7 separate regions of the Mus musculus genome follow, and all the other regions are linked to region 5. A link is a loop called in an ENCODE intact Hi-C map of the cell type or tissue named here. Cell type or tissue: heart. All regions are shown on one strand.

Region 1 (4,000 bases), 560 kb after region 5:
GGTGGACGGGTATCGCGGTGGGGGAGGTGGAGCTGAGAGCCCCGGTGGGCCAGGGCTCGCGCTGTCTGCGACAAGGGGCCGGCGGGCGGGTGCTCCGGCCTGGGCGCATCTCCGCGGTGGCAGCGGCGGCGCCCGCGTGGCCGGAGCGCTGGGGCCTTGCTCTCCGGGCCCCGGGCCTGCCCTTGACCCGCCTCTCCCCTTGCCCCTTCCTTCCCCGCCCTGTCCCCCTCCCCGCCCCCCCGGCGACGGAGGGCGGGGGCAGCCGGGTTCCCGTCCCGCCGCCAGGATCTGTCCCTTCTCTCCGGGACCCGCCGGTGACGTTTCGCACACGTGCGCGGAGGACGCGCCTGTGACTGGGGAGGAGGCGGCGGCGGGAGGGGGCGCTGGAGGGGGAGAGGGGGCACCCACTTCCTCCTGCTCGCCGGCTCCCAGGCCTGGGACGGTCCCGGCGCCCTCGCACCCGGCACCGCCACCCTCCCTCTCCCGTCCCCACCCCCCCACGGCGCCCGCCCTCGCCCGGCGCCGCCGCTCCACTCGGCCTCGGGCCCCCTCTCCAGCCGGCCCCCCACCTCCCCCGGAGCCAGGCTGCTTTCGGAAATGCCCTTACAGCAGCAGGTTAGTGACCTGGACCGCGCGGGGGCCCGAGCCACCGCCGCGGGGACCCGGGATCCCCGGGGGGCCCGAGCCGGAGGGTAGGCGACGGAGCGGGGTTTTGGAGTGGGAACGGGGGGTTGGGTGCTTGAGGGAAATGAGTAAGCAAGAAAAATCTAACTAAGTAAATCCCCGGCCTCCGCTTCTAGGAGCCCCGGGGCGGGAGTGGCCGCCCCCGGGGTGGGTATAGTGTTTACGTGTGTTTCTTTTGGGGGGTGGATGGATGGGCAATTGAAACCCTGATGAGGGCTTCACGCCCGTGGCCGAGTTGAGCTGCTTTCTGTCTTGCTTCCCTTGTGCTGGAGGGGGAGGGGGCGGGTCAGAGGGTAGGGTGTCTGTGGGGTTCCCAGGCCACCCGCCACCCCCTCCCTTTGTCCCTGTAATTTATAAAGCGCCTTTGAGAGATGATTTAGGTCAGTATGCGGCTTTCCTTTTTGTTGCTACTAGAAAGAAGTGTGGCCCCGAGGTCTCCCTCTCTTCCTTTCTCTCCTGCATTCCTTCCTCCATGCCTTCTGTCTTCACCCTCGTGTTGTGCCTTGGCCCAGACCAGACTAGAACCCACCCGGACTCGGATACCTATGGTTGCATGATAATACCAGTCGAAGATCTCACCTAGTCTTAGGTCTAGGTGTGTTTGTTTCTGCACGATCAGTATTTTGCTGGGGTCTCTTAAGAAAGTCCGTACACATATATAGGACTTTGGGAAATGGGGTGGGTAGCGAAAGAATTAATTTTCTTAAATTTCTTTTCTGTTTATAATTTTCCCCTGGGTTGGATCTTGAGTGCTTTCCAGCCTAGAGATACTTACTAGGGATGTGTGATAGAGACAGTCCCAGTCAAAGAGGCTCATCCTTTTAGTGACTAGGGTCTGCCAGCAGGGGGGAAGCCGAGTACAGTACCTGCTTACACTGTGTACAGTATCCAGTGTGCTAGATTCTCAGGCACAGGATATATTCCATGCTTTCATTAGTGGTAAATACTTTTACGGACTTGATTAAACATGCTTGACCGTGCAGTGCAGCAAGCCCACTCCCCCTACACACTCGGTTCCTATATCATAAATAAGCTGGAACAACTGGCTATTGACACACTTCTTGGATCAGATTCAGATTTGCAGGGAAAGTTATTTTTGATAATAGGAAATTGTGAGGCTAGTAAATTGCTCTTTAAGAAATATCTTAGATTATTCATTGGACCAGCTCACCCAAGACTGTCTAACCAAATTTATATGTAGTTTACTGTAGTTAAGTACTTGAAGTATAAAATTATTGCCCTCACCACCTTCCATGTTATTTCTAAACTTTTATTGTCCTTCTAGCCATGAAGTTATTATTCCAGGAATATAGATTGAATTTGTATACTCAAAAATAATGTTTCATTATAGGAATATAAATGCCTCTTACACATATTCCGAAGTAGTTTTATGTAAGATTGTAATGTATGCTGAATCACTGGTTAATCTATGCTTCCAGAGCTGTATCTTGTGGGAGGGGTATGAAGTTTATCTCCCAGGTGCATACAAAGTCCTAAGCGTTGCAGGCAATGCTTGATTTGTTTATTATGTTTTTCTTGTCAGTGTTTCCGAAGGCTTCCAGTTAAGTCTTGGAATTTATTTGATTTTGTTTTTGAGGCAGGGTCTTTTATAGCCTTGAACCCCTGGTCTTCTTGCCTCAAGTGCCCAAGTTCTGAGATTTAAAACATGCATAGCCCTGTGTTTTAGAATTCTGTTGATATTTTCCCCTAAGCATGAAGATTGAGAAGGCATATGGAATGAACTAAGATAAGACTAAACATTCTATGTTCAAGAAGAGGTGGGGAATTCTTCAGGTGACAACAATTCTAGACCTATCTGTGTCTGCTTTTCAAGTTACATCTCTAGAGCATCTAAGAACTTGACAGTGAGTGGCTTGCCTTCTTGCTAACTGTAAGCCTCCTGGCTTGTTTACAAGTTGTCTGCTATTAGGCCAATAACTTTATCTGCCCAAATGGTTCCGTCTGTAAGGCAGGGCAATAATACTGAGACTTTCTTTTTTTAAGTCATGGTAATGAGTGTACAGTACTTAGCTCAAGGCCTGGCAAATAGTTAGCTGCCCCATAAAATTCGTATTTATGAATCAAGTATTTCTGTAACTCAGAAATGACTTAGATGCTGTTCCTCTGTTTACTGATGTGAGCAGAATGCTCATATGTTTTCTAAAGTGATATGTAATTTCATTCTTCCAGAAAATTGAGACTCTATCAGTGCAAGAGGCAGCCTATCATGTCAGATTTAATTTAATCCAGTCAGAGCAACCTGCTGATTATACTTTTTGAGAGAACCTTCGGTGCCTGGGAATTTCCTCTGAGATTGGAGGACTGGGGATGCAGTTTCAGCAGGGACTCTTTCCCACAACAACTTTGAGAGAAGAAAACGTGGGGCTCCTGTGGTTCTGTGTGCAGTAAGCCCGCTTCCACTGAGACATACGGTTGATGCCAAGTTGAGGCTGGAACAGAAGTTTTAGTCACTACATACCCCAAAATGGAACTTTTAATAAAATACAATGCCCAGACTTGGGCGGTACAAATAGCTCCCCTGTAGACAGTACTGAGTGGGCCACCCTAAGCATCCTTGGGAAAAAAGCACCTTTAACTTAGTCAAAGCACCCAAACCTGAGCACAGAAAAGGATGCGTGTGTGTATGTGTGTGTGTGTGTGTGTGTGTGTGTGTGTGTGTGCGCGCGCGCGTGTATTTTTCTAAATATCACCACCTTATATAATACTTGCAAGGACAGAGTCTGAGTTTAGCAGTGTGCTGTGTAAAGTTAACTTGGGAAAGGAATATACTCTGGGATTAGAAATAAGTATCAGCGCCTGGGAAGTGAAAGGAGAGCAAGAGAGGGACAAAAAGGGAGGGAGGATGGTAGGAGGTGTCTTAGAAATAAGCAGTAGTTTCTCCTTAGCTTTTCTGATTCGATCATCTCCAGTGAGAACACACACACAAACACACACACACACACACACACACACACACACATATATTTAATCCCTTTCCAATTGGCTTTTTTTCCCAACTTAACCCTGACTTATAAATAGTCTATATGACTGGCTGTAAGCATTGTCCCAAGCTAATCAACTCCCAAGTCTTTTCACTCATCTACTTTTAAATAATATTTTAATCAGGGTGGGGTAGAAATTGTTTACTTGGTTTACTGAGTCCCTCGAAGTCCACGAAGCTACCTGAAATAGCGCAAGGAGGAGAGATTCCAGTTCTTCCCATCCCCACCTGCCATGCTTAGAGGACCATCCCTAAGTTCTCTGGGGTACAAAGTATGTGGTCTGATGCACACGTTCATGGCTGTGAGCAGCTTTA
Region 2 (4,000 bases), 110 kb before region 5:
AAGTACCTAATGAGAATTTAAGACTCCACAGGGAAAAAAAAAAAAGGTATTGCATAAATAATTTATTTATTGGTTGCGTGTTAAAATACTTTAAATATTCTCAGTTTAATAATATTCTTTACATGGTGATCATCTGTTCTAACTCTTCAAAGAAATTTCACTAGGAAAATGTAAATGATGTATCTGGTTCACATTATATTTGTACTGAACAAGCAGTGTCCTACATTGAGGAGGTCTGTAACAGACTTCTTGGTCCTTTCTGCTGGCTTTCCTCCCTCTGTTCCCAAAAGCACTACACCTAACATATATTCAGTACAGACTGTAAGTATTGAACCACTGAACATCTACATTTCTCTGTCCGTATAGTTTTCCATCTCTACACTAGAAACTGTGTCTGTACAAGCTGGTTATGATAATAAAATAGTCAAGGAATCTACTATAAGAAGTAAATAGCACAATGTGGATATGAATACTGCCACCTTCGCTGAGAAGTATGAAAAGAATATCCCTTAGGCAATCAATCACTTGTATACCTAAACCCATTCTTTCAATTAGAATATAAAATACTAGAAACCAAATGCAGAAAGGGACAGTAAACAGTGGCGCCAACTAGAAATGTCAAGGGAAAGCAAGCAGAGTCTGTCAGCCCCAGGCGGACATCTTCAACCGGTCTAATTTTAAAAGCAGAAAGCTCAGAGCGATGACTGATCCCTGTGCTAATGGGAACATAATACAAGCATATATTCATGAGAGGGAGTTTGTTTCAAATTTGATCACTGGCGAAAATAATAATAATAATAATAATAATATAATAATAATAATAAAATAATAAAATCCTAGTCACCAACACACAAAAGTCACAACGCACAAAAACATGGAGACTGTGCAAGGAGCATGCAGGCTTCCATCAAAGACATGTTCGTTCCCTCCTCGGTCTTGGATCTCTGCCTCAATAATCATTCCCATGGAAGTAACTAAACCACTGCAGAGCCCCTCGCCACAAAGCAGAGACAAATGTGAAAGGGTGAAGAAAGAAGGGGAGAAAGCGAGCCACACCGTTAGAACCTATAAACATGATGGATAAAGTAAGTGGAGACAAGATGGGGGGTAACACCAGAAGCTAACCAAACCCAGGACCATTTAAAATACTTGTAGAAGTACTTGTCTTAGTCCTGGGCATCCAGAGCCTTAGTAAGATTTCTCTTTGAACCAGCAAGTTCCTTAACCTTGAGACTGACACAAATAGAACCCGGAGGACTGTCACCGCCAGATCATCCTCAATCTAGGGGGTAGGGGTGAGAAAACCGGCCCAGAAGGTTTGGGCCACCACAGGGGCAAAGAAAGAGTTTCTAGAAGGCCTTGCGGCCACAACAGCCAGCCAACAGGTTGCCCTAAGGAAGCCCCACAACCCAGGGTCAACCAGCTCCAGACACCGAAAGCCATGTCAGTTCTAGGGTTTCCGTGAACTTCCCCCACCAGAGTGGCTTATCTGTGCACGCGCACACAAATCTGGGGAAAAGAGGAAATTACAGAAGCCGCCCATCTGGCCCGGTTCACCAATGCTGTGGGTGGCAGACGTCAAGGGGCCCGGTCTCAGGGGAGGGAGACAGACCAGCTCCAGCATGGGTCCCCCGCTCTCAAAGGGGCACGCTGTGCGGGTCAGGGCTGCGGAGGCTGCAGAAAAGAGGGTGCGGCCGGGACCGGACGTTACCTGGCTCATCCCACTCCCCATGGCCGCGCCGGGCTCGCCGCTCCGCGCTCGCGGGAGGAGACCGGGCGCGCAGCCGGGCGGGCAGGCGGGCGGGGCAGCGGGAGGCGGCGCCAGGGCGGCGCTCGCTGCGCGCTCCACCCGGGACGCGGCATTACTGTCCGGCCGTGCGGACGTCGGGGACAGCGGCCCTCGCCCCCGCGGCCGGACGCCCAGCGCGCACGCGCTCGTGCTCGCGCATGAGCCCCAGCCTACAACCCTGCAGTTTGCGCACGCGCGCCGGGTGGGGGGTGGGGTGGACGGAGGCAGGCGCAGCGGTAGGGGGGTCCCCAAGTCCCTAAAGGCGGTTTCCCCTGGGGCTCCCTGGTGCCAGTTACGGGCAGTGTCTCAGGCCTTGACTCCCCTGTTAGAGGGGCTCCCCTGTCTGGGTTTTCTGAGCCAACAAGGCGGGGGATTCCTGTGGGCCCTGCCCCACCCAACTCAGACCGAGAAGGAGCATGCTCTGGGAAAGGTGGGCTAGGTGACTCACCTCTGCAGAGACGTGACCCTGGTCGAGGAGAGGAACCCAACTGTCTCTAAATGGTCTTTTTCAGGGCAGTGTGTTGCAATGACTACCCCCAGAAAGCCCCCACGTACCTGCACTGCGGTTTTGTCTAGCGTGTGCATGCATTCTAGCATGTGGGCCATCTATCATCCTTGGTAATTTTTTTTTCCCCGAGACATCTGTGTAGCCCTGGCCCTGGCTGTCCTGGAACTCACTTTGTAGACCAGGCTGGCCTCGAACTCAGAAATCCACCTGCCTCTGCCTCCCGAGTGCTGGGATTAAAGGTGTGCACCTGGGATTAAAGGTGTGCACCACCGTGCCTGGCTTATCCTTGGTAAAATTTTAATTTCCTTTATAGGCACTAAGACCTGGGGGTTTGAACATCCCTTTCACTTGGGTAACCCAAGACCCTCAGAAAACACAGATACTTAACATTACTATTTAAAACAGTAGCAAAATTACAGTTATGAAAATAATTACAGTTATGAAAATAATTTTATGGTTGGGGGTCACCAAGTTATGAGTAGCCATATTAAAGAGTCACAGCATTAGGAAGATTGAGAACCACTGAACTAAAGGTTTCTCATTTCCATTTTGTATTCTTGACAACGCCCTACACCCAGTAGATGCCAGTACTTGTTGAATGAAGATAATGCCATGTTTCAAGCCCAATTCTGCTGGCCTTAGATCACCCTCCCCCTTCCTGGAATCAGCCCCAGGGGCTGCTCTGTTTTTTCTTAGACATCCTAGGCTTGATCTTACACAGGGTCCTGTGTTACTGACATCTCAACGCCCAATTCTTTGCATAGCTTTTTTGAGGTCTTAGTACAAAGGTCATCTCCCCATAGATTCTTCTCTCAACTAAAGCATCCAGTTTATAAGATATACTCCAGGTACCTATGACATTACTGTGTCATATTTTTTTCATACACTTAGGATCAGAAATTATACTTAATTGCTTAATATTGACCTATCTCATAAGCTAATAACTTCCTGAAAGAGGTCTTTCTGTCTTATTCACTACTTAGTCATATGTCTTCTGGGGCAGAAGCTAGCATAACATAGACTAAACATATGCCAAAATAATTAATGGGGATCTTGGCTGAGAAACCAGTGGGGAGGTTCTAAAAACAAACAAACAAACAAACAAGCAAGCCAGCCAGAAAAAAAGAACTGCTGTTGAGCTGGCCTAGCTGGGAAAGTTACTCACTGCCAAGCCAGATGACCTGAATTTTGTCCCTGACAACCACACAGTGGAAAGAGAGAACCAAGTTTTGTAAGTTGTCCTCTGACCATAGTTATGAGTGCACACACACACACACCCTAATAGATAAATAAAAATAAATAGTAAACAAAAAATGTGAAGAAAAGTATTTAAAAATTTAGAGTGCTAATAAATATTTGGGAAGAGCTTGACTCTGTCTAGTATGGTTGCTCTCCCTGTACACTCGTGTCCTGGGCAATACAAGGCACTCCCCCCACCTTCCCTTCCCTCCCTCAGTGTGCACTTGCATTGTTTCCTCCCTGGGGGATGAGATTCTGGTCTACTTCTGCTCCTCCTCTTTACAGGACTGGTCCTGCACTATCACCCTCTCATCCTCTTCCTCCTAATCACATGGGAAACCTACCCCCTCCCCTCTGTACCATAGTGTCATTATGCAATTATGCCTGCTGCTTAGAATCAGCATAGTTAAGGGACTCTAGTAGGGAAATCCCATGGTCAGCTTCTATCCCCAACTCCTAGAAAG
Region 3 (4,000 bases), 440 kb before region 5:
ATCAACTTGTTACTCTCAGCCTTAACTTTCTCATGTATAATCAAAGATTTGGTTTACAGGTATCAAGGTCTCTTCCAGCTCTGACATGGAGACCAAACTTTTGCCTCATGGTTACTTGGAGTTGAGTGTGTGTGTGTGTGTGTGTGTGTGTGTGTGTGTGTGTGGTGTTGTTATTCATATGAGATGTGCTAGTGTAGTTTCTATATTTCTGAGAGCTCACCGAGCATGGTGCTTAGAGCCATTTGCTGGATAAATAAGTTAAATCCTATGGATAAAGTGTACACCTGGTGCTTATTTGTTAGATAACTTCCTAGAAATCGTTTCGATGATGTAATGTGACAGTGAAGGACACGGAGACAACAGGACACATAAAGAGAGGCAGTGAGGGAGGCAGGCCAGAGAGCCAAGGCTAAGGAGGCTGCCCCTGGCAGACTGTCTCACAGAGCTTAGTGGCCGAGCTCCTGGCTCACTGCAGGATACTAATCTTGGTCTGCCGGTGGCTCCAGACTCTACAACCTGCTACATCTAAAGGCACGCATGTTTGGAAATGAAACTATGTAAATGGGGAAGGCTCCACGCCCCCTTCCTTATTTTGTAAAGAACCAACTTAAAAACCACTAGAATTCAATGAGAGGAAGCGCTGCTGCGTTGTACAAAGATGAAATTCTGAATTTTACTGCAAAAAGGAAATGGTCGCCCTTCTGACCCAACAAAGCAGTTGATTTGCCAAGAAAATGTTATGAACTAAAAGAAGCCAGTTAAGAAGAAATGCACAGGGAGGGTTTGTTCTCATGCAGTCTGCGTGAGGAGACACATACCATTTTAAAGGCTTTCCCGCTATTACCACAGATTCACAGCATCGAAAGTCACACGAGTACAATGTACAACGTGAATGTCATACTTGACGCTCAGCTGAAGTAGGGCTTATTCTGGGTGCTTCTTGTCTGCCCCACACAATAACGGGTATGAGATTCCTAGCAGATTTTCCTTAACCGCAAGTGGGACTCAATTAGTTCATTTCTTGATTTAAAGGAAAAAACAAAAACAGCAAAAAATGCCAGACGGTGTCGATTTGCTTTTTGTTTATCAATTCCCTAAGGATGAAGATCAAAAAACGTTCGTTAGTCTAGTTATAGGTTTTAAAACCATTATCCCCACATAACTGGTAGGATTCATTCAAAAAAAATAAAATAAAATAGCTGTCTTGTGGAGGAAGGAGCACCACGCCACTGAAAAGCCATCCTCTCCTGACCAACTTCAGCACGGTGAGCTGGAAAATTGCAAAGGGTGGTGAAGTGAAACAGAAAGCAGGGCCGGATACAGAAGCAAAACCCTGGAGGGCCTGGGAAGAATCCAGGCCTTCAAAGCAGAGATTTGAACACTTCAGACAAATGCCACCAAGGAAAGGAGTTTCCAAAGCTGACTTCTCATTTTCGCAGGGATGTCAGATACCATTCCATCCCCTGCTGACTGCAGAAGTCTGGCAGACCCTGAGCGCAGCAACAGTCCTGCACCCTGCAGTCTAAAAACAGTGGCCTCCCAGGCTGCCTGCAGCATTTGGGTAAGCAGTAGCCAGGCGGGAAGAAACAACCAGATTTAAAGTCTGACACCTGAAATCAAAAGCTCTTTTACAATTTTTATCAACTGCCCGGGAACGTTGCTCTGTTTCCGTTTCGGGCGACTCACACAGGCCTGGCTGGCCCTAGTTTATGCTAGGATATAGGAAGTTCAGCGCTTCTTCCCAGCAAGCCAAGAAGTGTGGGCTAGGGTGAAAGGCACTGTCACAGCCTCCCACCCTCTCCTGTCCCCACTGCCCCTCCACGGCCTAGGGCGCCTTGGACGGATCGCATGCCATTTCCTGCATGCGGCTGCGGCACTAATTGAAAATTTGGGTGGCCTTGCTTATTTATTTTCCTGGAATGCGGCGGGTTATATTTTCATGGCATTTTCTCAGCAGTGCAAGCGGTTCAGTTTCAACTACAGCAAAAGAAGAAAAGCCAGTGCCGAGTCAGCTGTAGGCGCAGGAGACTGGCTCTGCGTTAGTCTGGCTTCAGCTGTTCCCGGAGACTGCAGAGCCCTCACTCGGTCCGCACGGATTCCTCTCCGCCTGGGGACTCGGTGACAGGCTCGTAGCCCTGCCAAACGCCAGCCAAAGAAGGAGCTGCCACCACTTAACAGCTCTTCATAAAACGCACGGGCCCTGATTTCTATCCGTTTAATATTAAGAAGCAGGGCTTATTTCAGCATCCTGTCCCGCTGAGGTTGGTACAAGTCATGGCACTACACACATTCTCCAAGCGTTTTTACTCAGGGACACAAAAGCTAACGGCAAAACTTTTTAATTTTCTCGAGCTGCCAAACCACGTTGTTCTAATAACCTACCATTGTGTGGATTGTGTATTGCGGGACAGTCAAAATGTCTCAGTGGAATTGTATAAAAACACAATTTTGGCAAAATTAAATTTACACATGTAGCTTAGAGAATTTAGACTTCACAGATGACTTTCGATTTCATCCTGTGGATGCGCATCTTTGGTTACTGCTAAATTAAAACTATGGAGAGAGGGTAAACTTTAAACATTTTGCATATATCTATTAAAAGAGAATTTCAGAGTGGCTGGGTGATCTCTATATATTTAATAGATTTGGTTACTGGAGAGAACTTCTTTAATTCGACTCTTCAAAGGAGAGCTTACGGAAGGGCAAATCAGGTCCCACTGTGTGTTCTAAGTAAACTGGATCTAGGTCCCTTTCTTAACCTCCGGAGGTTCCATCCCTTGACTTGGTTTCTGCTACCAGGTAATTGACAGGTTTACAGTGCCTGTGGATTCACCTCAAAAAGGACAAAATACGATCATTATACGAAGCAAGGGTCTCTTGGGGAACTAAAAGTAACTTCTTGAAAAATGTTGGCTCTTTTTATGAGAGATTAAAAAAAAAACTTCATCTGCACATTTTAATAAAAGTGTTATGAAATGAGTTATTTCTTATAGAAATAGCCTTAAGCTGTCAAAAATCATGCCTTTAGATAGAAATAAATGAAAATATAAAGATATTTGGATTCTGGAGTGAAAAGGCTTACTGTAATCCATAAATAGGATCTACTTTCAGTATAAACTTTTCTTTTTTCTTCTTTTGGGCTGAGGGTGAACCTTGTTTTCCTTACCTCCTATTTTTTCTCTCATAGTTAAAGAAGTTCATTTGGGGTGGGGGATCGTGGTTATGCAAATATTGCCTAGCAAACTGTTCTTTCTTTGACTATACATATACAGGCTGAATGACAATCATTTTTCACACAATATTGGTTATAAATTTGAAACTCATTATCTAAGATGTGCCCTACATATAATAATCACAATACCTTTTGTTTACATGGCTTTTCATAGACTATAACCTGCTAGGAGGCTAACCTGCTTAAAAGGTGTATTAAATTCAATAAAAAAAAATAAAGGAAAATGAGTTTATTATTTCTTTAAGGTAAACACTTTCAAAGTAGAATTAGCATGCGGCACAGGAAATGTATATATTTAATCTTAAATGGCTATTCAGAATAGCCAATCTAGTGAAGAATAAAATCATTAAATTCTCCCCCTTTTAGCAAATGGCTAGGAAAAACTCATTCATTGTGTAAAAGTGAATGTGTTTAATTTAAAAAGTAAACCACACCGTGGCAAATGCAGCACCTTTCTTTCTTTTTAATTTCTAAGTTATTATTATTATAATTATTGGTTTTTTCCCTCTCTCTTGCAGTAGTATGCTAAGCTTTGGCCTGACTATATTATTATATCATATTGTATTTTATAAAATAAATAGCTCTAAGGTTATGGTGTATTTAGAAGCCTAGGCTGTTGTAAATAAGTCTGAATAAATTGGACTTTTTACAGTGTTTACTATTTTTAAAAATACCCTAAAATAAAATTAATTTCTTTTTAGTATTTCCTATTAATCACATCTACTTTCCTGTGATCAATAAATTTTAGAATGTCTGAGGGGGTTCTCT
Region 4 (4,000 bases), 270 kb after region 5:
CAAAAAGGCCACCAACAGATTGGGAAAGGATCTTTACCTATCCCAAATCGGATAGGGGACTAATATCCAATATATACAAAGAACTCAAGAAGCTGGACTCCAGAAAATCAAATAACCCCATTAAAAAATGGGGCTCAGAGCTGAACAAAGAATTCTCACCTGAGGAATACCGAATGGCAGAGAAGCACCTGAAAAAATGTTCAACATCCTTAATCATCAGGGAAATGCAAATCAAAACAACACTGAGATTCCACTTCACTCCAGTCAGAATGGCAAAGATCAAAAACTCAGGCGACAGCAGATGCTGGCGAGGATGTGGAGAAAGGGGAACACTCCTCCATTGTTGGTGGGATTGCAAGCTTGTACAACCACTCTGGAAATCAGTCTGGCGGTTCCTCAGAAAATTGGACATAGTACTACCGGAGGATCCCGCAATACCTCTCCTGGGCATATATCCAGAAGATGTCCCAACCGGTAAGAAGAACACATGCTCCACTATGTTCATAGCAGCCTTGTTTATAATAGCCAGAAGCTGGAAAGAACCCAGATGCCCCTCAACAGAGGAATGGATACAGAAAATGTGGTACATTTACACAATGGAATACTACTCAGCTATTAAAAAATGAATTTATGAAATTCCTAGGCAAATGGATGGACCTGGAGGGTATCATCCTGAGTGAAGTAACCCAATCACAAAGGAACTCTCACAATATGTACTCACTGATAAGTGGATATTAGCCCAGAAACTTAGGATACCCAAGATATAAGATACAACTTGCCAAACGCATGAAATTCAAGAAGAATGAAGACCAAAGTGTGGACACTTTACCCTTTCTTAGAAATGGGAACAAAACACCCATAGAAGGAGTTACAGAGACAAAATTTGGAGCTGTGACGAAAGGATGGACCATCTAGTGATTGCCATATGCAGGGATCCATCTCATAATCAGCTTCCAAATGCTGACACCATTGCGTACACTAGCAAGATTTCGCTGAAAGGACCCAGATATAGCTCTCTCTTGTGAGACTATGCCGGGGCCTAGCAAACACAGAAGTGGATGATCACAGTCAGCTATTGGATGGGTCACACGGCCCCTAATGGAGGAGCTAGAGAAATTACCCAAGGAGCTAAAGGGAACTGCAACCCTATAGGTGGAACAACAATATGAACTAACCAGTACCCGGGAGCTCTTGTCTTTAGCTGCATATGTATCAAAAGATGGCCTAGTCGGCCATCACTGCAAAGAGAGGCCCATTGGACTTGCAAACTTTATATGCCCCAGTACAGGGGAACGCCAGGGCCAAAAAGGGGGAGTGGGTGGGTAGGGGATTGGGGGGGTGGGTATGGGGGACCTTTGGGATAGCATTGAAAATGTAAATGAGGAAAATACCTAATTAAAAAAATATATAAAGTTAAATGAAAACTCAAAAAAAAAAGGTTTTGAAAAATCTAAGCCTACAATTCTCTCTGTGCTCTTGATCGCAGATTCAATGTGACTAGACATTTCAAGGGCCTGCCGTCTGACTTCCCCTACAATGATGTACTATAACCTGGAGCCAAAATAAACTCCCCCCACAGTTGCTCGAGTTGGGATGTTCTATCACAGTAACAGAATGACACCAGGAAAATACATTTGCCATACAACCCAGTGATACTTCTAGATACCTACCTTCCAGAAATGAAAACAGGCTTTTACAAAAACATCTCCATACATGTTTACAGCAGCTATATTCACAGCTACTCAGATCAGAAAATACCACAAATGTCCAATCAGTCAATGAAAATCCAAACTAAGGAACTTGAGAAAATGCTCAGTAATCAAAAGGAAAGATGTACTGAGACACATTACTTGGGAAACTCTCAGAGCATCACGCTAAGTCCTGGGTCCTCACAGAAGATTAGGTGCAGTATAGCACTTGTGTCAGACTTTTGCAGACAGAGCTGTAGCAACCAGGGGAGGAAGTCCAATCCCACACAGGAGCACAGTCCCAGCAAGCCTTCAAGACAGGAAGCCCTACGTGACAACTGTGTCTCCCTGCTTGGCTCACACAGCAAAGCCTTTCCCCACCCCAAAACTTCTCAAAGACATCATCATATCTTTGGGGAAATATTTGTTTACAAACAGAGACACTCCCTGACATAACACTGGGGGAAATGAAAATATTGCATATTTTTTATTTAAAATACATTAAGGACCCACAAGATGCCTCAGCAGACAAAGAGGCTTGAAGCCCAGCGACTCTGCAGACCTGAGTTCAATCCCCATGACACACATGGAGGAAGTGCACAAGTTATCCTCTGACCTCCATATGCGTGTCTGAGCATATGAACACGTACACACAATTATTAATTACTTTATTAAATGTCCAATGTGTTTAGTACCTTTTACCACCATGCATCTGGAGGTAGCCACACACATAATGAGCTGTTTCCTTCATGGCTGAGTTTAGTGGGCGCTGCGGCTCACTACTGCCATCCAGTGTCTTGAGAGAGTATTGTGTTGCACATCTCTAACCCAGGAAAAGACCAGAGTGCAAAGAGCAGGTTCTACCAAATAATTATTAATTGCTCACCACCATAAAGTCAACATATCAGAAGTGAACCCATCTAAAATTGAAAGATCACTAGGAAAGAGCTATCAGACACATAACTAGTGGTCCTATGGCCCCCTGAGCCTGCCACAGCACTGGGCAGATAGGAGGAACTCAGTCTGTGTTGGTACAAGAGCAGTGAAAGCCACAGTTTCTAAAACCCTTCAGCCAGTCATGACGTGGTCTGAGGTGCTAATTTCCAAATAGTGAGCCAAACTATGACCATATCAGTCTGGTGAATAATTTCAGGGCACTGCTCATGACGGGTGCCCCATCTTCATTGCCTCCCAAAACACAAACAATTCAAATGCTCCCATGGACCCTTAGATGAACAAAATAGCCAATGTAATAAAAATCCGTTGATCATGCGGGCAGGCAGAGAGCATTGTCAGTAGTGGAGTGCATTGCTGTCTACACAAGGCTCCTAGTTGGGTAGCTGGTTTTTTGCAAAAACACAAAACGAAACAAGAACAAAGCGATGATGGCACTGGCTCCTTTTCCAGACACAGGATTCTCGGCCACTTTCCTCTACCTCTCCCCTCCACACCATAGACTGCTTCTTCTAACTCTGTTACTGGGCATCTAAATTGGACAATCCTACGACTGCAGCCTTCTAAAACCTTACAGAACCTGGGAATTTCCAAATCAGTTCCTATTCTTTTGGTTTGGTTGGTTTTTTGAAACAGGGTCTCTTGCAGCCCAGGCTGGACTCAATTTTGGGACGTAGCCACAGATGCTATTGAAGTTGATCTTCCCTCCGTCAGCTCCCAAGTGTGCTAACATTCTAGGTTTTATGTGGTGCTGGGATTGAATCCTTGTCTTCCTCACTCATTGAACCCAGGCCGATCTCCATCCTTAGCCCATGGGACAGTCCTTGATCCACATTAAAGAACATCTCTTCAGAGCTGCTTAAAACACTACAAACCTTCCTTCTGCTCAACTGCAATCTTGCATTTTGCAAATATTTTAGAATCCAGTGTTGTGCAGTTGTAGGTGCTGAATTTTTAACTTTGTCGCCCGCAGCACTGGCAGCTGAGGCCCCCTGATTCACAACCCTGGGCTTCATAGACATGGGCCCCAAACCTGGAGAGGAACACCCAAACAAAGAGGGGCTGACAGTCCCTCTGACTGTGTGCGTTTTGCCAGGAATATATGGGAATCCACAAGGCCAGTTCTCTCCCTGCACCCTAAGTCCTGAATGCAGTTTTTCCAATAATTTAATAACATTCACAGGGATATTAGATTAATTGGATTTTAATTCTGAATGGCTGTAAAAGTGGAGACATGAGTCACCAGCCTGTATTAATGAGAAGAGCTGTAAAGCTCTTCTCTGATAGGCACATGCAGCAGGGTTATAAATATTTCATATCCAATTAATCAAATTTTGTCCCCCATCACTGCTCTGAAA
Region 5 (4,000 bases):
CTGTCTTAATATTTAATCCCAAAGCAACATCACTAGGAGGTCAGGGTTTGAGGAGTTGACTGAGGGAACCTGTTCCCTTGTGTTGCTTCATCTTCTACCATGTATGGACACAGTATCCTTCCTACAGAGAACACAGCAATAGGACACCTTCTTTGAAGAAGGGAGTTGTACTGGTCAGCCAACTCTCCCTACTGGTGGTCCCTTCATCGTGGACTTCCAGTTTCCAGATCTATAAGAAGCTTTTTTTTTTTTTTTGATTCTTTGAAAATTATCCAGTCTCAAGAAATTTTAAAGAAAATGGCTGGTGAGATGGTTCAGCAGGTAAAGGTGGATGGTCTATCTGAGGTCTATCCTCAAGACCTGTGAGATAGGAGAGGACCGACTCCCACAAGGTGTCCCCTGACCTCCAAATGTACAGGATGGGACACTTGTGCCATGGTGTGTAGAGGACACAAATGCAAACACATATAAGTAACTAACTAGTCTTAGAAATTTAGTGATAGCAGCACAACCAAGATAGCAACAGTAGGAAAGGAACTTAGCAGGTTTCTGTTAGTTTTGAAAAGCAGGTGAACTGAACCCAAGTCAGAGGTCTGAAGCCCAAAGCTTGAAAACGTTTCAGTAAGATGCAATGGGCCATCCTGGCTCTTGTAGGAGAACTGGCCTCTGACATCCTCAAAAACTGATGACGAACAGACCTATGCCTGGCCCTGGCTCGTCCTTGTTGGGTGGTTTCTCAGCTGAGGCTGTCTGTCCAGGGCCAGCTCAGATGTATATGGTGTCATATGCATCTGGAAAGCTCCATGGTCCATCTCTTGTCAAGCACTGGCACCACCAGCAGCAGTTGGCATCTAGCTGGGGATTTGGTTCCATCATGAGACAGAGCCACAGGCAGGGGCAGTTTGGGGTGAAGACTTCCATCTGGAGATTCAGCTGAGAGAGAAAAGGTTAGATTGATCTCTGCCATGGTGGATATTCACTCCTGGTTCCTTAGGTGAGATCTACATGGAGTGCATGCTTCTCTGGGGTTATCCCAGGTCCTGTCCCTGTTCAGAACATAACTGAATGAAGTGACAGTGACAAGAAAGGACCCAGACTAGGCAGCAAGTATCCTCCCTGGCTAAGGACACCTGCAATCATTCCTCTGTGAGGGCCCGGATCTCCTGGGTGTTGTTTTACATTGCTGCTATAACAAACATAGTGTCTTAAAACAACACAACTACATTGTTTTACAATTCCAAAGGTTTAGAAACCAGCCAAGGTCCTAGAGTCCATGTATTATACAAGCATCATATCACAATCATGCCAGAGTGTGCAGTGCTTAAATTCTTAGTTTTTTTTTTTTACTGTTTTTTCTTTTTAAACCCTAAAAGAATAAACGAAGTATTTGGTATAGAGAAAGTTGTATGGATGAGAACTTCATTCTTTGAAAGTGAATGCCATCTCTAAACTCAATTGTCTGTGTGAACTTGAAATCAAGGTTTGTTCTACTTGGAAAAGTGGAGATTTTCAAGTGTAAGAGGGATTAACGTTTATTAGCACCTCACAGAGACTTTGTTAGTGGTGTAGTCAGAACTGAAAGAGAAGTTAGAAAGTTGGCAGTTTTCTCACTATGTGAAGGAGAGTAAGAGTCCCTCCCTTTTGTACTGCTGAACATCACTTGGGAAACCCCACTTGTTCAGAAACAAACAAACAAACAAACAAACAAAAACCCCTCAGGGGTCTACAATACTCCACTGCTTCCTGGCAATCTATGCAGAGCAAAGGGTCTAAGGACCAGGTCCTTCACTGGTAAAATGCTGGTATCAATAGTGTTATTTCATCAAGATCATAATTACAAATGAACAACGAAGGAAACTACCAAATCAAAAGCGTAGTAGATCATGAATAATCGTAAGCCACCGTTTTGTTTTGTTTTGTTTTGTTTTGTTTTTGTCAAACCTTGCATATAGGTTTCTGGCTCTTTTGTTGTAAGAAGATCAAAATCGTCTTGGCAAAAGACAAAAAGCGGTTGGTATTTATTCTAGGTGATAGGCGTTAGGAAGTAGTAGTAGCCTGTTGTTTTTTTTTTTCTCATGCCTCGGTCGTCCCCGATTTAAGGTTTTGCCCTAAATGAAGGATCTCAATCACGACCACAAGAAATCCCTCCCGACTTCGGTTTTCCTGGGGCAGGGCGACCGAGTCAGACACCAGAGTGTCTCCAGGCCCTGCCCTTTCCTGCCCGGGCCCCAACCTGCGCCCGAAGCCACGCCCCCAACGCGGCGTCCCTCCCGATTCGCTCAACCTTGCGAAACGCCCTTTCCGGCGTCGCGCTGACGTCACAAACCCTGCGCCTCCCGCTCCTCTTCGGGCCGTCGTTCGAACGAAAGGTCGTCCCTGTGACCGACGAGGTGGTTTGAGCAGCTGTCGCCATGTTGTCGGTCGCCGCCCGCTCGGGCCCGTTCGCGCCCGTCCTATCGGCCACTTCCCGCGGGGTGGCGGGCGCGCTGCGTCCTCTGCTGCAAGGCGCGGTGCCCGCCGCCTCGGAGCCACCTGTTCTGGATGTGAAGCGACCCTTCCTGTGCCGCGAGTCCCTGAGTGGCCAGGCCGCAGCCCGGCCTTTGGTGGCCACGGTGGGCCTGAACGGTGAGCCGGCTTCGGAGTACCCCGATCTCGTTCCCTGCGGCGGCGGAGGGCGGTGTGCTGGGATGTGGTGGGCCGGCCGCGGCTACCTTGGCAGGCCGAGCGCTCCCCGGAGCAGGCGGGCTCACGGTGACGGGATGCTCCCGTAGCTGCATCCCCCAGGAGTCAGGAGCCGGTCTGCACGTCAGTCTGGGTTCCCTCCTCAGGCTTCACTTGACTTTCTTGATTAAGATCGGCCTCCCTGTATCATGGCTAAGATACTGTTAGTTACAGGAATTTGACCTTGGGCAAGTTTCCTCGATGTTACCACAACTTTGTAGGGGTGTTGTGAGTCTTACACTAGAGAATTCTATGTAAAGCCATTGGTACGGTTTAGACGATAAGTGTTCAAAATAGAAATTGAAACAACCATGTAGGAAGTTGTCAGTGTACTGGTACAGTCGCTTTTCAGCATCTTAACTCCCTAGCAGCCCCATCCCTATAGACACAAAACCAGCCCTGTCAGTTCCACTGTAGGGGATCAGCAGTGGTTTCAGATACCAGGCTCTACGGCTTTCATAATCTTACTTAGTCGTGAAGGCGAGGCAGTCAGAAATGATACTTTTTTTTTTTTTTAATACAGAAAACAGAGGTGAAGTGACCCACACAGTGGGAATCTATGCAGTGCGGTCTCTTCCTAGTTTATCTAAGTCTGCTTCACATTCCCTTGTGACTTAAAAATCTAGAAAGCTTTCTGGTGTCTCCTGAAATGTGGGAAGCTGCACTGGGCTCGTTTGGTTTCTGCTCCGATAGTTGACTGACTCTTCACTTTTTCAAGTAGATTAAACCTTGATTTCAAGTTCACAGGGACCATTGAGTTTAGAAATATCATTCACTTTAAAAGAATGAAGATCGCATCCATATAGCTTTCTCCTCTATACCAAGCAAAGTAACATACTATGATTGTTCAGTGTATTACCTACTTGGCACTGCTTGGGGTTGAGTTTATGACCTTTCTACATGTCAACCAAATTGCCTTCTTAGACAGCTTTTCACTCTGCATTCATTCTAATCCTGCCTCTCTGTCTGTCTGTCCTGCCTCTCTTTGAGGCAGGGTCTCACTATGTATCCTAGGCTGTCCTCAGACTCAAGGTCTTCCTGACTGTCTTCCCAGAGCCACCATGGTTAGCTTTTCCTGCAGATTTTTAATGATCCCCACTGGGTTTGCTGTTTATCTCTATTTTAGCCATTAACCTTAATGTCAGGTCAGATTACAAAGTTTACTTTTGCTGATATCTTGATGTCATTATAGCATGTTGACACTCTCCTCTCTATTGTTGAGACTTCTGGCCTTGGTTTAAAGCGGTAGAATAATAGCTCCTTAGTTTTTGTCTCCCAT
Region 6 (4,000 bases), 690 kb after region 5:
TTTGGGAAAATTTTCAGAAGTGTGAAATGAGCTGGGTTTGGTGGTGAGTGTCTTTAACCTGTGGGCACTGGGAGGCAGACGCAGGCCAATCTCGGTGAGTTCAAGGCCAGCCTGGTCAACTTGGCAAGTTGTAGGACAGTCAGGACTATAGAGAGACCCTGTTTCAAAAAGAAAATAAAGAAGTTTGAAATAGGTCCCGGATAAAAAAATTGAGAAAATTAAATATAAAAATATTGGGAGAGAGAAGTAGTATTGAGAGTGTGTGGTAGGGAGTGGGGGAGGGTGTGTGGTAGGGAGTGGGGGAGGGTGTGTGGGAGGGAGTGGGGGAGGGTGTGTGGTAGGGAGTGGGGGAGGGTGTGTGGAGGGAGTGGGGGAGGGTGTGTGGGAGGGAGTGGGGGAGAGTGTGGAGGGAGTGGGGGAGGGTGTGTGGGAGGGAGTGGGGGAGGGAATGGGGAGGGAATGGGAGAGGGAATGGGGGAGGGTGTGTGGAGGGAGTGGGGGATTGGATTTTTTCAAAACACAAAATATTCATGTACGAATGAAATTCTCAAACAATAATTAAAAATTATATAAGTATGTGTGTGTGTGTGTGTGTGTGTGTGTGTGTGTGTGTGTGTATGCACGTGTGTTCATTCATGGCTGCTTGTCATACCTGTGTGGAGGTCATAGGTTAAAATACATCTAGATGTATCTCAAGTCATACAATTTAAGGAGACCAAGGATTTTCTATTATCCTCAATTTGAATGTCTTTAATATTTGGTAGGAAGGTGATTAGCTTTATGAGATTTCTTAAATGTATACCTCTGAGCACTTAGTATAAAATAACTCACCAATTGTGTTGGGGGTATGGGGAAGATGATTCTTCATCTTTCCTTTTTCCTCCCATATTTGCTCTACCTGCAGTCTCCCCTCCCCCTCATTTCTGCTCATGGAAATTTCACTCTTCTTCCTGAACGGCTTTGAACTCACAGTATAGACCAAGCTTGCCTTGAACTCACAAGATCCACCTACCTTTGCCTCTGGATTGCTGGGACTAAGGATTTAGCACTAGCAAGGCAGAGGCAGTGAGAGTTATATCTCTGTGAGTATGATGCCAGCCTGGTCTACATAGCAAATTATAGGCCACCCAGGGCTACACAGCACTCTATCAAATGAAAGAGAAGAAAGACAGAAAGAAAACAATAATATTCTCTTTCTCTCTCTCTCTCTCTCTCTCTCTCTCTCTCTCTCTCTCTCTCTCTCTCTCTCTCTCCCTCTCTCTCTCTCTGTTTTTCATTCATTCTTTATTTAGATCTTACTATGTAGCCTTGGCTGGACTGAATAAGGAGGTAGAGACATTGCTGCGTTTCATTCCCCCGAGCATTTAGAATAGTCCTTAGTATACCGAGTACATGTAGTAAAGATTACATAACTCAATTCATGTGAATAACAGATCTGTCATTACTATCAGTGTTTACAGCAGTGGGTGTTCAACCTGCGGCCTTAGGCATGTGAGAGTCCTAACACTAAGCTGTGTTCCTCACAAAACCAAATTTATTCTGTATTGTCATGTCCTTCTAAGGACAGAGAAAACATCATGTCTCCTGCTGATACTTATAAACCATGAGAGTATTATACAATAAATGTGAGTTATTATTTTAAATCATTGGGAGAATATCTAACAATAAGAATTTTAATATGTTGAGGTTCAGGCCTTGAGAAGTGAAGGCAGGAGGATCAGAACTTCTTAGCTACTCCTTCCCTCCCTCCCTCCCTCCTTCCCTCCTTCCCTCCTTCCCTCCTTCCCTCCTTCCCTCCTTCCCTCCTTCCCTCCTTCCCTCCTTCCCTCCTTCCCTCCTTCCCTCCTTCCCTCCTTCCCTCCTTCCCTCCTTCCCTCCTTCCCTCCTTCCCTCCCTCCCTCCCTCCCTCCCTCCCTCCCTGTCTGTCTTTCTGTCTGTCTGTCTTTCTGTCTGACTGTCTTTTTTTGTGGAGCTAGCATCAGATTCTTGCTTATGACAAAAGCCGAGGATTCTGGGCCTAGGTAAGTTACCTGCTCTACGGCAAGGGAATGTGGTGTTCTCATTGCTCTAGCAAGGGTTCCAGGTTTCAGGAGTCTGAAAAGAGAAATTTACTTACACACTTAGAGCAACGCCATTTATGTGACCTGCTAGAGCAAGCGAATAGCTGGTGCCAGAAGTTCAATACTCTGACCTCTAGTGGCTACTTTATAAGATGCCCTTCAGCATTCCTCCACAGACTGGAGGTGATTTCATGTCCCTGTCTAGCAGCATTTAAGAGCTTCAGCTCCTCCCTCTTACCCTATATTTTGAGGCACTCATTCACTAGAGGCAGCCTTTCTTTTGATGTTGCTACAGCATTCCTCCTGTTTTCTCTTTGTTCACACTATCACTCTTTCTTGTTGGGTTCATCCACTCTTGGGGGGAAAAAATCTTCCTTAAAAATTACTGTTGTGCTGGGCGGTGGTGGTACACACCTTTAATCCCAGCACTTGGGAGGAAGAGGCAGGTGGATTTCTGAGTTCGAGGCCAGCCTGGTCTACAAAGTGAGTTCCAGGACAGTCAGGGCTATACAGAGAAACCCTGTCTTGAAAAAAACCAAAAAACCAAACAACAACAACAGCAACAACAAAAAATTACTGTCATATAGTTTTCAGCCAGGGGAGCCTTATTCTGTCAAGTAATTTCTTATACAGGATCAATCTTCACAGTCCCTGTATCCAACATCGATTCTTATGTGCACCCCTTGTTTTGAAATTAGAGCTGGGTTTTGGTCACAGGCTGTGGAAAGTCAATGTAAATCACAGCACATTTAATGCCCAATCCCTACAGTTCACATCTACGTTTGTCCCATTCGCCTAAGAAATAGACTTATCTGTCTTAAGACTGTCGCTATTATGTCCATGCAATCTCTGCACAAACAATTCATATGCACTTTTTAAAGAGCGAATTAAACTCACACACATTGTGTCTCATGAAAAGTTATTGATTGGTTTAAATTCAATAGTACAACCGATAATTGCTAAAGTTATAAACTAAATCTGTTTTTAATTTTTTGTAATTTCTGGATTTATTATTCCTTTGTCCATTGGTTTTATTATTGCTAACATTTTCCCATTCAGTTTTCACTATGGAGACAAAAGCAAGAAAACAAACAACAACAACAAACCTAGGGTCAGGAGATGCAGCTTAGTGGTACAGTGCTTGCTTAGCATGCAGAAGTCCCTGGGTCCCAATACACAGACTGCTAAACCACTCATCCTTCAACAAAAATCTTCATCCCTTTGAAAACATAAAGATTTTGTTCCATATTTTTCACATCATTCCTTTCTTTTTGCTTTTTAAATATAAAGTTATGCATTACTGACAAAGAAAGTATAAAGGTTTCTTCTTATGTATTCTTATGGAATTATTAAATGAAACCTGACTACCTCGGCTGAATTGTCTCTGCAGAAGCAGAAATATAAGCCTACTGCAGTGGGCCACAACCGTAATCCCAGCAGTAGGAGGTAGATGTGGGCACGAGTTTGGTGTTAATTGACTTCTGTTATTCGATAGAACAACTATTATTTTAGTTATTCTTCTCTATAGAAGAGAAGGAAATTAGTTGGGCATGGTGGAGCATGCTTTTAATCCTAGAGATCTGGAGGTAAAGGCAGGTCGATCTGTGAGTTCGAGGCCAGTTCATTCCATATAATGAGTGACTGTGCAATTAAGGTTTTATAGAGAGATGCTGTCTCAAAAGAGATAGAGATGATAGATAGATAGATAGATAGATAGATAGATAGATAGAGGAGGGAACTGATAAAATGTAATGAATGTAATGAAAATGATTTACTCCGGAGGTAATTATTCTGGTAAGTATTTAAAGTCTCCAGTCCCTTTTTGTGAATAATGAGTAGTAATAATAAATGGCAAGATGTTTATGTTAATCTCTTAACTGTGCAGGACAAGTTATAAGGTTATAACTTAGCAGAAGTTAGTTGATAAGCTAACATAATGA
Region 7 (4,000 bases), 450 kb after region 5:
GCAGCAATGAGGAAACATGAAAACCCAGTGGAGGACTCTGCTAAGAGAAAGGGTAAGAGAAGGCCCCACCAGCGATACCAAAAAAGTCAAAATCTCAAGATTGGAGAATGTGTGGGGTGTTGCAGAAACTAGAAATTCCAGGTGGGTTGGTTGTGTGCAGGACCAGCCAGGTTCTAAAGTCCGGAGCTCAGCGGCCTCTGTAGGCATGATCCCTGGAGATGGGAGCTGCTTTGCTTTGTTACAGCAGTGGGGGATTGAACCCAGGATTGGGGGCACTCTAGGCAGGAGCCCTGCCGCTATGCTAGATCCCCAGCCTGCCCTGTAAGCTTTGAGCAGAACAGCAGTAATAGCTGGCTTATATTTTAGGAGATACACATAGACTGTTGTGTCCAGAATACACAGGCTGCGGAGCTGGGAGGGCATATGTGGGAAGGTAGAGGTGCTATCAAAGACCTTGAGAGATGAATCTGGGATATATATTATGTTTTATATTATGATTCTTTCAGGATATTGAGAGTGGAAAAGGCTCTGTGCAGGGCACATAAAGAATGTGTTGGTAAGGAAAGATGAGGAGATGGCTCAGTGGTTCAAGGCTTACTGCTGTTGCGGAGGGACTAAGGTGAGAGCCTATGACCCAAGTCAGGCATCTCACAACCAATCACCTATCACTCCACCCCCAGGGACCAGATATCTCTGACTTCCGTGGGCATCGGCACTTCTAGGCACACACATTCACATAATTCAAAAAAAAAAAAAAAAACTGTAAAAGACTGTGGTGGTTGGTTCACAACACACAAGTGAACCACAGAAAACACATGCACAAATCAGATTAAATCGAAGTTCTTTCTTGAAATACAAAGCCATCAGTGTAGCTCCAACACATACTTAAAGGACCAAAGAAAGCCAGTGATCTATCATTCTAGTCCCAACTGTCCATCCAATGTCTCAGCTTGCTCTTTCTTCTCCCTTACTTTCTTTCCCCTTTCCTTTATTTTCTTTTTCTTTTTTCTTTTTTGGTGGTTATTGTTGATTGGATGAGGTTTGGGGGGTTTTTTTCTTCTTTCTTTCTTTCTTTCTTTTTCTTTTTCTTTTCTTTTTTTTTCTTTTTTTTCTTTTTTTTTGAGACAGGGTTTCTCTAAGTTGCCCTGGCTGTCCTAAAGCTTGCTTTGTAGAGCAGGCTAGCCTTGGATTCAGAGATCTGCCTCCCAAGTGCTGGGATTAAAAGTTGATGCCTCCATGCCTGGCATTTCTCATCTTTTTTTAAAGATACAGTAGTATGAAAAGTAAGAATGTGCTGTTTTGTTTGAAGCCTTTATAAGTAGAATGTGTAAACAAAAAAAAAATAGTAAAAAGGAAGAAAATGCAGGTGGAGGTGCACAGAGAGCAGGGCAGAGAAGTGCAGAGCATAGGAGTGCAGGATAGAGTAGGGAGGAGCGGGGCGGAGCTGAGCAGGGCAGTGGTGGAGGAGGGGGGGAGGAAATGGGGGGAAGGGTGGGGTGGAGTGGGGCACAGCAGAGCAGGACAGAGCAGAGCAGTGCTCCTACAGGTCCCTAGGATGAAGTTCACATGAACCTAGGGCTGGTGCTAAGTTGAAATGTATATGAGTTCCAGAAGAATTCCTAAAAGGTAACAAAAATTGTAACAAACAAGTGTAGAGAGCAAAGGCAATTTGACAGAGTAGGACTAGCCTTTCCAAGAAACATTGCTGAAACAGAGGAACAGGTAGCTGTGTGCAAAAGAAAAAGAAGTATCTAGATCAGTGGTTCTCAACCTAGGGGGTCCAATGACGTTTTCACAAGGGTCACACATCCGATACCCTGCATATTAGATATTTACATTATGATTCCTAACAGTAACAAAATAACACTTATGAAGTAGTGATGAAATAATTTTATGACTAGGGGGTCACCACAACATGAGGAGCTGTATTAAGGGTTGCAGCACTGGGTGGGTGAGAACCACTGATCTACAGGCTGTGAAGATGACCTGGCAGTTAAGAGCAGGAAGTGCTCTTGCAGAGGACTGCATTTCTCTTACCAGCACCTGCATCTAGTGGCTCACAACCTCCTTTAACTCCAACTCCTAGGTATTTGATGCCCTCTCCTGGTCTCCTCGGGTACTGCAAACATATAATTAATAAAATTTTAAATTACATTTAGAAAATTTGAATGCAACTAAGCTCACGCCTCACATTTTTTGGGATATGGACCACAGATCTAACTGTGAAATATGAGTGCATGCACTTCTGAAACTCTGAAGAAAACCTCGGTGGCTCTGTGTTTGCCAACAGTTAAGTAAACATGGTGCCAAAAAGATGCTCCATGAGAGAAAAAAATATATGCTAAGACAAAGAAGAATTAAATGGTATATTAGATTTGAGATGAATAAAATTGAAGACGCATCATGCTATAACTTGGGAATGCTGCTAAGTTGGAACTTAAGATTAAAAGGTGTTTCTAGAAATGTGTATATTAAGAGAAAAAGATGGTACAACAAGAATCTAACCTTCTAATTTAACATACTAGAATAAGAAGAGCAAACCTAAAATCTAAAACAAGCAGATGGAAGGAACTAATAAAGACTGGGGAAGAAAGTAATGACACAGAGGGTATGGAAATAGTAGAGAAAATTGGGCTGGAGAGATGGCTTAATGGGTAAAGTGCTTGCAAAACATGAGGACCTTAGTTCAAATCTTCAGAACCTACATCATGCTGGACACAGGAGAACAGGTCTCTGATCTCAGTGTTCCTAAGGGGAGATGAGTAACAAGGACAGGAGAATTCTAGCTCACCGGGAGTATGAGCAGGAGACTGTCTCAAACAAGGCAGAAGGTAAAGATTGATCCCTGAGCTGGTCCTCTGGCCTTCACATGTGCACTCATGGACATGATCCTCTCCCTCTCCCTCCCCATCTCCCCTCTCCCCTCTCCCCCTTTCCCTCTCCCCCTTCCCACTCTCCCCTCTCCCTCTCCCCTTCCCCCCCTCTTCCCCCTCCCCCTCCCCTCCCCCTTCCCCTTCCCCCCTTCTCTCCCCCTCCCCCTCCCTCCTCCCCTTCTCTCCCCCCCTCTCCCTCACACACACACACACACACACACACACACATATATATTCATACATGTTTACAGTGTACACACAATGATTTGAGAAAATAAATAAAACCAACAACTTATTCCTTGAATGTATCAAGAAATCTTAAGCTAAACTGACCAAAAAAAGGGTGAGGAATTAAGTAAATAGAATTAGACATTGAAAAAGAGAGCTACTACCATCTTCATAGCAATGAAAAGAATCATAATATATGAAAAAATCATGCAACTTAGATGAAAAAATTAGATTCCTAGGAAATAAACTGCCAGTGCTGACTCATGAAGAAATAGACAATTTGAGTAGACATGTAACATACAAGAAGACTCTGAATTTGTTATATCAAAAGCCTTTATAAAAAAAAATCACAAGTCCAGTTGACTTCAAAGTTGAAAATGTTGATTAACGAATGGTTATGTGCTTTATAAAGCTCCCCACCGCTCCAAAAATGAAGGAGCTCCTTCCCAAATTCATTCTGAGTTTAGTATTAATCTAATACCACCACGATGTCAAACAATATCATCATGGGGAGGGGAAACACATCAAAAAACTCAGAGACATGTCCTGAACATAGGTGCAAAAGTCCTCAACAAAATACAAGCAAATGAAATATGAAAAAAATGGTATGAAGTATTGTGCCTGCGGAGGTTGGAACAGACAATGTCTCCGAAGGATCACGTATCTAGATACCTGAGCCACAGATGGTGATGTTATCTGGGGAGGCTATGGGACCCTCAGGAGGTAGGGCCTTGTTGGAGGAAGTGCGTAGGTGAGAAGTGGGCTCTAGTCACCACGCATTCCCTGCTGAGATGAGGGTGGATTGTTCTGTCTTCATGATGAGCTGAATTGAACCTTCACATTCTTAAGTTATGTCTGCCAGGTGTTTTGTTTCAGCAAGAGCAGAAACTGGTAATGAA

Evidence for each region. A loop is a pair of places that touch in the nucleus more often than their neighbours do. Peaks named below come from ENCODE experiments on the same cell type or tissue, not always from the same donor. Only the 100,000 strongest peaks of a DNase experiment are listed, where the experiment ranks them.
Region 1: it touches region 5 in a loop (2.4-fold over the local background); 2 of 42 quality-filtered maps call a loop at or near these places.
Region 2: it touches region 5 in a loop (2.8-fold over the local background); 5 of 42 quality-filtered maps call a loop at or near these places.
Region 3: a loop joins it to region 5, with 4 times the contacts of the local background. A loop is called at or near these places in 12 of 42 quality-filtered maps.
Region 4: a loop joins it to region 5, with 5 times the contacts of the local background. A loop is called at or near these places in 18 of 42 quality-filtered maps.
Region 6: a loop joins it to region 5, with 3 times the contacts of the local background. A loop is called at or near these places in 4 of 42 quality-filtered maps.
Region 7: it touches region 5 in a loop (4-fold over the local background); 15 of 42 quality-filtered maps call a loop at or near these places.

The regions. Positions count from the first base shown.
Region 1 is chr13:29,980,743-29,984,742 of GRCm38, reverse strand. All of the region lies in intron 1 of E2f3 (E2F transcription factor 3), which reads left to right. Among named protein-coding and RNA genes, the nearest start is that of E2f3, 3.3 kb to the left of the region's middle. In heart, CTCF peaks have their summits at 370 and 1,525; a DNase peak (open chromatin) is centred at 272; H3K4me3 peaks cover 2,235 bases; H3K27ac peaks cover 1,432 bases.
Region 2 is chr13:30,657,858-30,661,857 of GRCm38, reverse strand. It overlaps Dusp22 (dual specificity phosphatase 22), which reads right to left and starts at 1,799. Exons shown (of 7, transcript NM_001037955.4): 1 at 1,712-1,799. The coding sequence starts at 1,732. It overlaps Gm35158 (a long non-coding RNA gene), which reads left to right and starts at 1,815. Exons shown (of 3, transcript XR_382157.3): 1 at 1,815-2,407. In heart, a CTCF peak has its summit at 1,864; DNase peaks (open chromatin) are centred at 1,557 and 1,877; H3K4me3 peaks cover 1,644 bases; H3K27ac peaks cover 1,421 bases.
Region 3 is chr13:30,983,699-30,987,698 of GRCm38, reverse strand. No RefSeq gene overlaps it. Among named protein-coding and RNA genes, the nearest start is that of Exoc2, 12 kb to the right of the region's middle. In heart, no CTCF peak of the experiment used is centred here; DNase peaks (open chromatin) are centred at 1,318, 1,408, 1,858 and 1,938; H3K4me3 peaks cover 1,376 bases; H3K27ac peaks cover 890 bases; H3K27me3 peaks cover 611 bases.
Region 4 is chr13:30,270,942-30,274,941 of GRCm38, reverse strand. No RefSeq gene overlaps it. Among named protein-coding and RNA genes, the nearest start is that of Gm40863, 38 kb to the right of the region's middle. In heart, a CTCF peak has its summit at 2,487 (motif pointing left); no DNase peak of the experiment used is centred here.
Region 5 is chr13:30,543,659-30,547,658 of GRCm38, reverse strand. It overlaps Uqcrfs1 (ubiquinol-cytochrome c reductase, Rieske iron-sulfur polypeptide 1), which reads left to right and starts at 2,343. Exons shown (of 2, transcript NM_025710.2): 1 at 2,343-2,625. The coding sequence starts at 2,412. In heart, a CTCF peak has its summit at 2,471; a DNase peak (open chromatin) is centred at 2,288; H3K4me3 peaks cover 2,304 bases; H3K27ac peaks cover 1,566 bases.
Region 6 is chr13:29,855,788-29,859,787 of GRCm38, reverse strand. No RefSeq gene overlaps it. Among named protein-coding and RNA genes, the nearest start is that of Cdkal1, 2.1 kb to the right of the region's middle. In heart, a CTCF peak has its summit at 2,205 (motif pointing left); no DNase peak of the experiment used is centred here; H3K4me3 peaks cover 536 bases; H3K27ac peaks cover 152 bases.
Region 7 is chr13:30,091,333-30,095,332 of GRCm38, reverse strand. No RefSeq gene overlaps it. Among named protein-coding and RNA genes, the nearest start is that of Mboat1, 43 kb to the left of the region's middle. In heart, a CTCF peak has its summit at 2,105 (motif pointing left); no DNase peak of the experiment used is centred here.